Linked DNA regions of Homo sapiens: region 1 is linked to region 2. The links are chromatin loops, found by intact Hi-C in ENCODE. Cell type or tissue: endothelial cell of umbilical vein. All regions are shown on one strand.

What was found. A loop is a pair of places that touch in the nucleus more often than their neighbours do. Peaks named below come from ENCODE experiments on the same cell type or tissue, not always from the same donor. Only the 100,000 strongest peaks of a DNase experiment are listed, where the experiment ranks them.
Region 1: a loop joins it to region 2, with 16 times the contacts of the local background. A loop is called at or near these places in 3 of 110 quality-filtered maps.

The regions. Positions count from the first base shown.
Region 1 is chr14:38,355,415-38,359,414 of GRCh38, forward strand. No RefSeq gene overlaps it. Among named protein-coding and RNA genes, the nearest start is that of CLEC14A, 100 kb to the left of the region's middle. RefSeq lists a silencer at 91-331. In endothelial cell of umbilical vein, no CTCF peak of the experiment used is centred here; a DNase peak (open chromatin) is centred at 2,327; H3K27ac peaks cover 2,727 bases.
Region 2 is chr14:38,990,570-38,994,569 of GRCh38, forward strand. No RefSeq gene overlaps it. Among named protein-coding and RNA genes, the nearest start is that of LINC00639, 76 kb to the left of the region's middle. In endothelial cell of umbilical vein, no CTCF peak of the experiment used is centred here; a DNase peak (open chromatin) is centred at 2,032; H3K27ac peaks cover 1,884 bases.

The DNA.
Region 1 (4,000 bases), 640 kb before region 2:
TAGGGACTTGGTGACCCACATCCCAGCTGTTCCAGCCATGGCTGAGAGGGGCCAACATAGAGCTCAAGGTGTGGCTTCAGAGGGTGCAAGCCCCAAGCCTTCACAGCTTCCACATGGTGTTAAGGCTTCAAGTGCACAGAAGTCAAGGTTTGGGAACCTCCACCTAGATTTCAGAAGATGTATGGAAACGCCTGGATGCCCAGGCAGAAGTTTGCTGCCGGGGTGGGGACCTCATGGGGAACCTCTGCTAGGGCAGTGCAGAAGGGAAATGTGGGGTGGGAGCCCACACACAAAGTCCCTACTGGGGCACCACCTAGTGGAGCTGTGAGATTAGGGACACTGTCCTCCAGACCCCAGAATGGTGGATCCACTGACAGCTTGCACTGTGCACCTGGAAAAGCTGTAGACACTCAACATCAGCCCATGAAAGTAGCCATGAGAGAAGCTGTACCCTGCAAAGCCACAGGGGCAGAGCTGCCCAAGACCATGGGAATCCCCCTTTTGTATCAGCATCAAAAGAGTCAAAGGAGATCATTTTGGAGCTTTAAAATTTGACTGCCCTGCTGGATTTTGGACTTGCATGGGGCCTGTAGCCCCTTTCTTTTGGCCAATTTCTCCTATTTGGAATGGCTGTATTTATGCAATGCCTGTACCCTCATTGTATCTAGAAAGTTACTAACTTGCTTTTGATTTTGCAGGCTCATAGGTAAAATACTTTGTACTGTGGACTTTTGAGTTAATGCTGAAATGGGTTAAGACTTTAGGGGACTTGTTGGGAAGGCATGATTGGTTTTGAAATGTGAGGACATGAGATTTGGGAGGGGCCAAGGGCAGAATAATATGGTTTGACTGTGTCCCCACCCAAATCTTATTTTGAATTCCCACATGTTGTGGGAGGGACCTGCTGAGAAGTAACTGAAGCATGGGGGCAAGTCTTTCCTGTGCTTTTCTTGTGATAGTGAATAAGTCTCACAAAATCTGATGGTTTTAAAAAGAGGTGTTATTCCCTTACACGAGCTCTTTCATTTTTTTGCCTGCCACCATCCACGTCAGATGTGACTTGCTCCTCCTTGCCTTCTGCCATGATTGTGAGGCTTCCCTAGCCATATGGAACTGCAAGTCATGTCAAGCCTCTTTCTTTTTTAAGTTGCTCAGTCTTGGGTATATCTTTATCAGCAGTATGAAAACCAACTGATACAAAGAGTATTCCTCTTTTCATTATTCCACCACTCAACATGTTGTTTAAGTAATGGCTTCTATTTATTATTATTGATAACAAAAATGAAAGCAAAGGATATAGCTTCATTTCTAGATCGTGGACAGAGTTGCTTGTAAAAGTAATTTATTTTTTGACCCTCATACTAATTAATTGATATGACAGTTATTTTACAAAGATGCTTTATTTCATCCCTTCGAGTATACTAGCAAAACACATTATCAGCCTGTTTTCTAAACTTCCACATGTTCTTTTCATACTTACAAATGTTTCCTCATTTTGTCCCCTTGTAACTATGTCTATTGTTAATCATTGCTTCTGTTTGTGAATAAGTGACTTGAGAAGCAGAGGATTTGGATTTCTAGCTCAGGCAAACATTTAAATGTAGTCTAGACAATGCAATCCAAGAAAAGTAAAAGAGCACTATGTATACTTCATTTACACCCCACCATCACTTCTACACACTAATTATATTATAAACCTGAGCATGCTGATATCCCTAATTTCTATATTTCTAAGGCTATTGTTTTTAAAACAAAAATTCTACTTTTAATATTTTTGCACAGAAGGATGTTTATTATTTAAATAAAGATACATGTTCATGATAAAATCATAAATATTATCCAGATTCTATGTAAGCAAACATTAGGAGTGTGTCATAATGGTGATGGTGGGCTACACATTATCAATTAGAGGAGGAGACATTGTTGCCATAAAGTCCTTCCACCTTTCCCCCCGAAAAGGATTGACAAGTAAATGTCCAAAAAATGTTCCAGTATTCTATGCTAGTATAGTCTGTAAAGAAAAAAATATTTATTTTACTTTTTTAAATTATAATTACCTCAACACAGTGTCACTTATACTTTTGTGAAAGCTCACAATTTGTGATACTGACACTCTCATGTGCACTGTCTCTGCAAAGAGGTATTTTAGATATCTTGTCCCCAAGGAAGACAATGGGACACTGCAGCTTAATTGCCTATGAAGCCCTTGCTCCCCACCTCTAGTTTTTCGATTATTTTACTTTATCTAATGTTTTCACATTTCCTCTGCAATCTGTCATGGAGATGTCTTTGGTATGTGTTCTCCACTCTCTAGGATGTGACTCATCCTGGCCAGGAAACTTGGAACACATTTAGAACTGCCAGCTGTTTTCTTAGGTTGTTCTACCCAATCTTGGAGTTCCTTTTCTTCTTAACAATATTTTTTTGCTTTTTAGTGCCAGTATTATTCATGATAGAGAATAAAAAATCAGGGTGCTAATCAGAAAGATATTGCAGAAGTAAAAAGCAGCATATTATAGAGGCAAATTACATGCAAAAGTTCAGGAAATCATGGAGCTGGAGACAATTTCCAGGAATTTGGTTTATGTGGTATATCAGAGTTCTCGAGAGAAACAGAATCAATAGGATGCATGAATAGGTAAGTAGCTAGGTAGATGGATAGATGATAGAGAAAGAGATTTATTTTAAAGAACTGGTTCACATGATTATGTAGGCAGAGATGTTTCAAGATCTATACTCAGCAAGCTAGAGACCCAGGAGATTACATGGTGTAGTTTCAGTACAAGTCTGAAGCTTGAGAATCAGCGGGGAGCAGATGGTATAGATTCCAGTCCAAGTAAAAGTTCAAAGGGAGGAGAAGACTGATGTTCTAGCTCAAAGACAATCATGTGGAGAGAGTGAATTCTCCCTTGCTCAAACTTCTCGTTCTAAACAGGCCTTCGACAGATTGGATAGGCCCACCTACATTGGGAGGACAATCTGCTTTAGTCAGTCTACTGATTGAAATGTCAGTCTCATCCAGAAACACCCTCACAGTCATACTCAGAATAATGTTTAGCCAAACATGGGGGCACCCTGTGGCCCAGTCAAGGTGACATAAAATTAACCATCACAGGTGGTCCAGTGAATTGTGATGTTTTCACAAGCAGGAAGAGAAGAAATATTGGACTTATAGACATGCACAGTGTGAGGTGGTCATGGAATATCCAGTTGGAAACATAGATTTGAGCCCAGAAAAGATTTTACATTCTAGCCTTAAATTTGGTGAGAGCTGAAGACATAGACATGGATGAAATTGCTTAGGAAGAACACATAGATCCATCGACTCCATTATGTATTGAACATCTATTATATTAAGAGTAAATAGGCACTAGAAATATAATTAACAAAATAAAGACAATTCTTACCATAAAGAAACTTAACTTCTAGGGAGGGAGAAAAAAAATCAAACAACTGAGTAAAGAAACAAAGAGATTATACCATCAAAAGTATGGTAAGTACAGAATAGAAAAAATGTCCTATCCATAAGAAGATATAACAAGAGAATCTGACTTAATCTGGAGTAATTTGGAAGACTTCCTTGGGTGAGTGACATTTACACAAAGACCTGAAGTTTGCATAGACTAAGCAAAAAAAGGATGGCATTAGAGAGACTAAAATACAGATTTATGTCTGCAACATTGCAATGAAGAGAAGAAATGTCAAGACCCAAGATTATAGAGGTAGTTACGGTCAGCTCATTCAGGGTCTTCTAGGTAATTCGAAGGTTTAGCAGAATGAATTACTGGTCACAATTCCTCACCCCCCGGTAGTAGTATTATGCATCCATCCCTTGTCATGTCTTCACGATAAGCACAGAATACTATTTCATCGCTTGATTTTGGATTTGACCACGTGACTTTCTTTGGGAGGTAAGATGTTAGTAGATATAATATAAGCAAAAATTTGAAGTGGGCATTTGTGTAGATTAAAACAATTTTTCCTCTTTCCACCGAGAATA
Region 2 (4,000 bases):
AAAGTTTTTTGGTAACAGGAAGCATAAAGCTCCCTCCCCAAGTCACCCCTTGGCTCTAACAATGGTGCTAAACAAAGGAAGCCCTCTGCCCTCATGGAGCTAACAGACTAGTCTAGGAAAGAAATCATTTTGCAAGAGAAGGTAAAAGGTAAGGCAAAGAAGGAAAATAAATTATGTAAGAGAATACTTCAGATGGGATGGGGGACATAATTCAGATTATAAAAATCAAGAAAGGCCATCTAAGTGATGGTGGAGCTAAAGCCTGAAGAATGAGTTGGAGGAAGCCAGAGGAGAGAGATGTGCCGACAGAATAGCATGTGCAAAGGCCCTGGGGAAGAAAAGGTCTTGCTATTCTTGAGGAGCAGGGATAAAAGGGCAGGTGGCCGGTTCAGAAAGCAAAGAGGACAGTGCACAATACTAGGTTAAATAGGTAGTAGACATTTTACAGATGAGTCCTTTCTGAGGACTCTTAACCTCAAGAAAGTTAAGTAACACACCCAAGCTTACCCAGCTGGAAACTGAAAGCCAGTCCCAGAATCTAGGTCCGTTTGACTCAAAGTCTATACTCCTATCCCCTCCAGCAGACTTCCCAAATCTTCCAGATTTTAAGACTTACTTGAGCTGCTTGTTAATATACAGTTTCCAGGCCTATCCTAAAACTCCAGAACCAAAATTCCATAAAGAGCAGCATCAGGTAGAGTCCCTCAGGAAAGAGACAGTACGTTCAAAGTGGATAATTTGAGAGGAGCTTAATAAAGGTCCTAGATTAGTCCCTAATACAGGAGGGAAGCCCAATCTCCAAAATCTTCTGTTTCTCCCACTTAAAAATGTAGAAAACATGCACTCACTGAACCAAAGATGATGCCTGTGAGTTCAGTGCCATCATTCTGTCAATTAATTTGGCTTTCACATAAGGGGCTGTTTTGCTAGAATACAGAATTACTACATTATGAAATGCTAATTGTTTTTGCTATCCTGCAAGACTTGCCTGGAATATGAGATGCGCATTAAGATATAATATAATTGTGGCTGCTCTTACCCTATTCAAATGTATTTTTCATCTCCAACAGGCTCAGGTAAGTGGCCCTTATTTTTTTAATTTCCAGCATCCTACTCTATCTCCCACCTCTTGCAGCCTAGGGACTCTTCCCTAATATTAAAACAATAGTGAGACTTCTTGTTTTAAACAAACGTATTAGAACTTCTGCATGCAAATAAGTCTTATCTTTCTAAATAATCACCTTGGAAGGCTCAATATTTAGTCCACATGGCTGCATTTTTATACCAGTGAACTCTTATTAAAATACTATATTAAGATAAACTCTGAAAGAGAAAAGAAGACTCATCAGAGAAGGATGACATATATCAGCTTGCGAGCTACGTGTAAAGGCAGGGCTACATTCTGCATTAACGGCCATGGAGAGTTTACTGGTAAGCAGAAACCTTGGTTCTTCTTTACCACCAGCTGGTAAACCCTCCTCTTAGCCTCCTTGCCAGCTGCCCCCTCTGATTCAGTCCCATTACCTGATCAGGACAGAATGAAATACATAACTGATGGAAGTGTTGCTAAAAAAAATGAGGTGGAGAGGAAGAAGGGAGGGAGGGAGGGAAGGAAGGAAGGAAAGAAGGGAGGGAGGGAGGGAGGGAGGGAATCAAGGGGAAATAAATGCCTTTTGGAGAAGTACCTGAAATTCTGGTGTCAATAAGACATTATTAAGCACTCATGTTGCAGAGTGTGAGCTGTTTATACTTGTAAATACTTGAAGCTGCTGAAGTGTTCAACCACAGTGGGTTGGTTAAATAAATAGATTACGGACTGTCCATATGAGATGCAGCAGGGGCCCCTCTTAGGGGCCTGAAGGCCCCCCAAGCATAGAAATAAAGGAAAGTCTTGAGTTCCTTCAAAGGAAATTCCAAGCGCCAAGGAAGTCCTAAAAAGTAAATAAGTAACTTGATCAGGAAGAAGATAATAGTAGCTTAAAACAATATGCAAGGAAGTTTGAATCATAGGTTGTTTGGTCCTCTAAAGGAACTGAAGATAACATCTAACATATGTCCCTGAGTTGTTTTTCAGAAACCTGGACCACCACCAAACAGATGCACTGGCACACAGACCTCAGATAAGGTGGAACAGAGGACTGAAGTCTGACCGTCGTTCTTTGTTCTAAATTTCTTTGTAAGTGGCCTGGAGGAAGTCACACCCACAAGCCAGAGCTAATACTCTTTTCTGCTGACCCCAAATTTTTAAACAAAGCTTCTCTTCCTTAGCCAATTGCAAATCAGAAAACCTCTGAATCTACCTATGGCCTGTAAGCCCCCACGTCAAGATATCCTGCCCTTTTAGGCCAAAACCAATGTGTAATCACCATGTATTGATTTATGATTTTGCCTGTAATTTCTGCTTTCCTGAAATTTATCCTTGCCTTTAAAAACCCTCCTTGCAAGCCATCAGGGAAGTTGGGACTTAAATGTGAGCTGCTGGATTCCCTTTCCTTGGTGTCCTGCAAATAAATGCCCTCCTTTCTCAAAGAACTAAAAACAGAACTACCATTTGACCCAGCAATCCCATTACTGGATATATATACTGAAAGGAAAATAAGTTGTTCTACCAAAAAAACACATGCACTTGTATGTTCATCACAGCATTATTCACAACAGTAAAAATATGGAATCAGCCTAGATGCCCATCAAGAGTGGACTGGATAAAGAAAATGTCACATATATACACCATGGAATACTACACAGCCATAAAAAGGCACAAAATCATGTCCTTTGCAGCAACATGGATGCAGCTAGAGATCATTATCCTAAGTGAACTAACACAGGAACTGAAAATCAAATACCACATGTTCTCACTTATAAGTGGGTAGACACTGAGTACACATGGACATAAAGATGGCAACAATAGACACGGGAGACTACTAGAGAGAGGAGGCAGGGAGGGGGTAAGACTTGAAAGACTACCTTTTGGATACTATGCTCACTACCTGGGTGATGGGATCATTCATATACCAAACCTCAGCGACACACAATTTACCCATGTAACAAACTTGCACATATACTCCTCCTTGAATCTAAAATAAAAGCTGAAAAATAAAAATAATCACCCTCCCTTCTCCCACTGCAAAACTCAATGTGGATGTTTGGCCTCACTGTGCTGGGTGAGCGGACCCCAGTTTGGTTTGATAACACACACATAACAATGGAACAGTTTGCCATGATTTAAAGTTATAATATAGACCTATCTTCATTGGCGTAAAAACTTAAGTGATAAAAGCAAGTTACAGAACTATATATAATGTGATCTTATTTTTAAAAGATGTATGTATATATGTGTGTGTGTGTGTGTGTGTGTGTCACTGTGTGTGTGTACACAGAGAAAGGAGAGAGAGGAAAGGGAAGATTCTCATTAAACATCAAGATGTAAATGTATATTTTTGAGAGTGAAAAAATATGGATGATTTCTTTCCTTTTGCTTATTTCTATTTTCTAATTGTTTAACAAGGAATATGACTTACTTGTATAAAAAGTGAAAAAAGGCTGCCAAAAAGAAGACCGAGCAGCTGTGTCTGAAGACTATCATCCAAGTTTACTGTTCTATGTCATATTTAAAAGCAGGCAATATTATGCCATAGATACAGTGATAAGATTCATACACAAATCTCTGAAGTCCACATCTAACACTCTTAAAATCCTCTGACTTTGCATCTCCAAAATGTATTATTAACTGAAAAAACAAAATAAAAATGCAGGAAATGTACGAAGTATGAAATCTGTTTTTTGCAATAAATGTTGACTTTTTAATGCAGCATAATTTTTAATTCATCTTTTGTACTTCTCACTAACTTATGTATTCTATCATGTTTCCCCAGGATTGCACCTCTGTAACTGGCTTAGTGGTTTAGTCTTGATTTAACATTAATTATATTCAAATATCCATAAGCATTTTTTTTTACATTTCTACTGGCCTCTTTTCAAATAGTAAAGAAAGATGACCAGG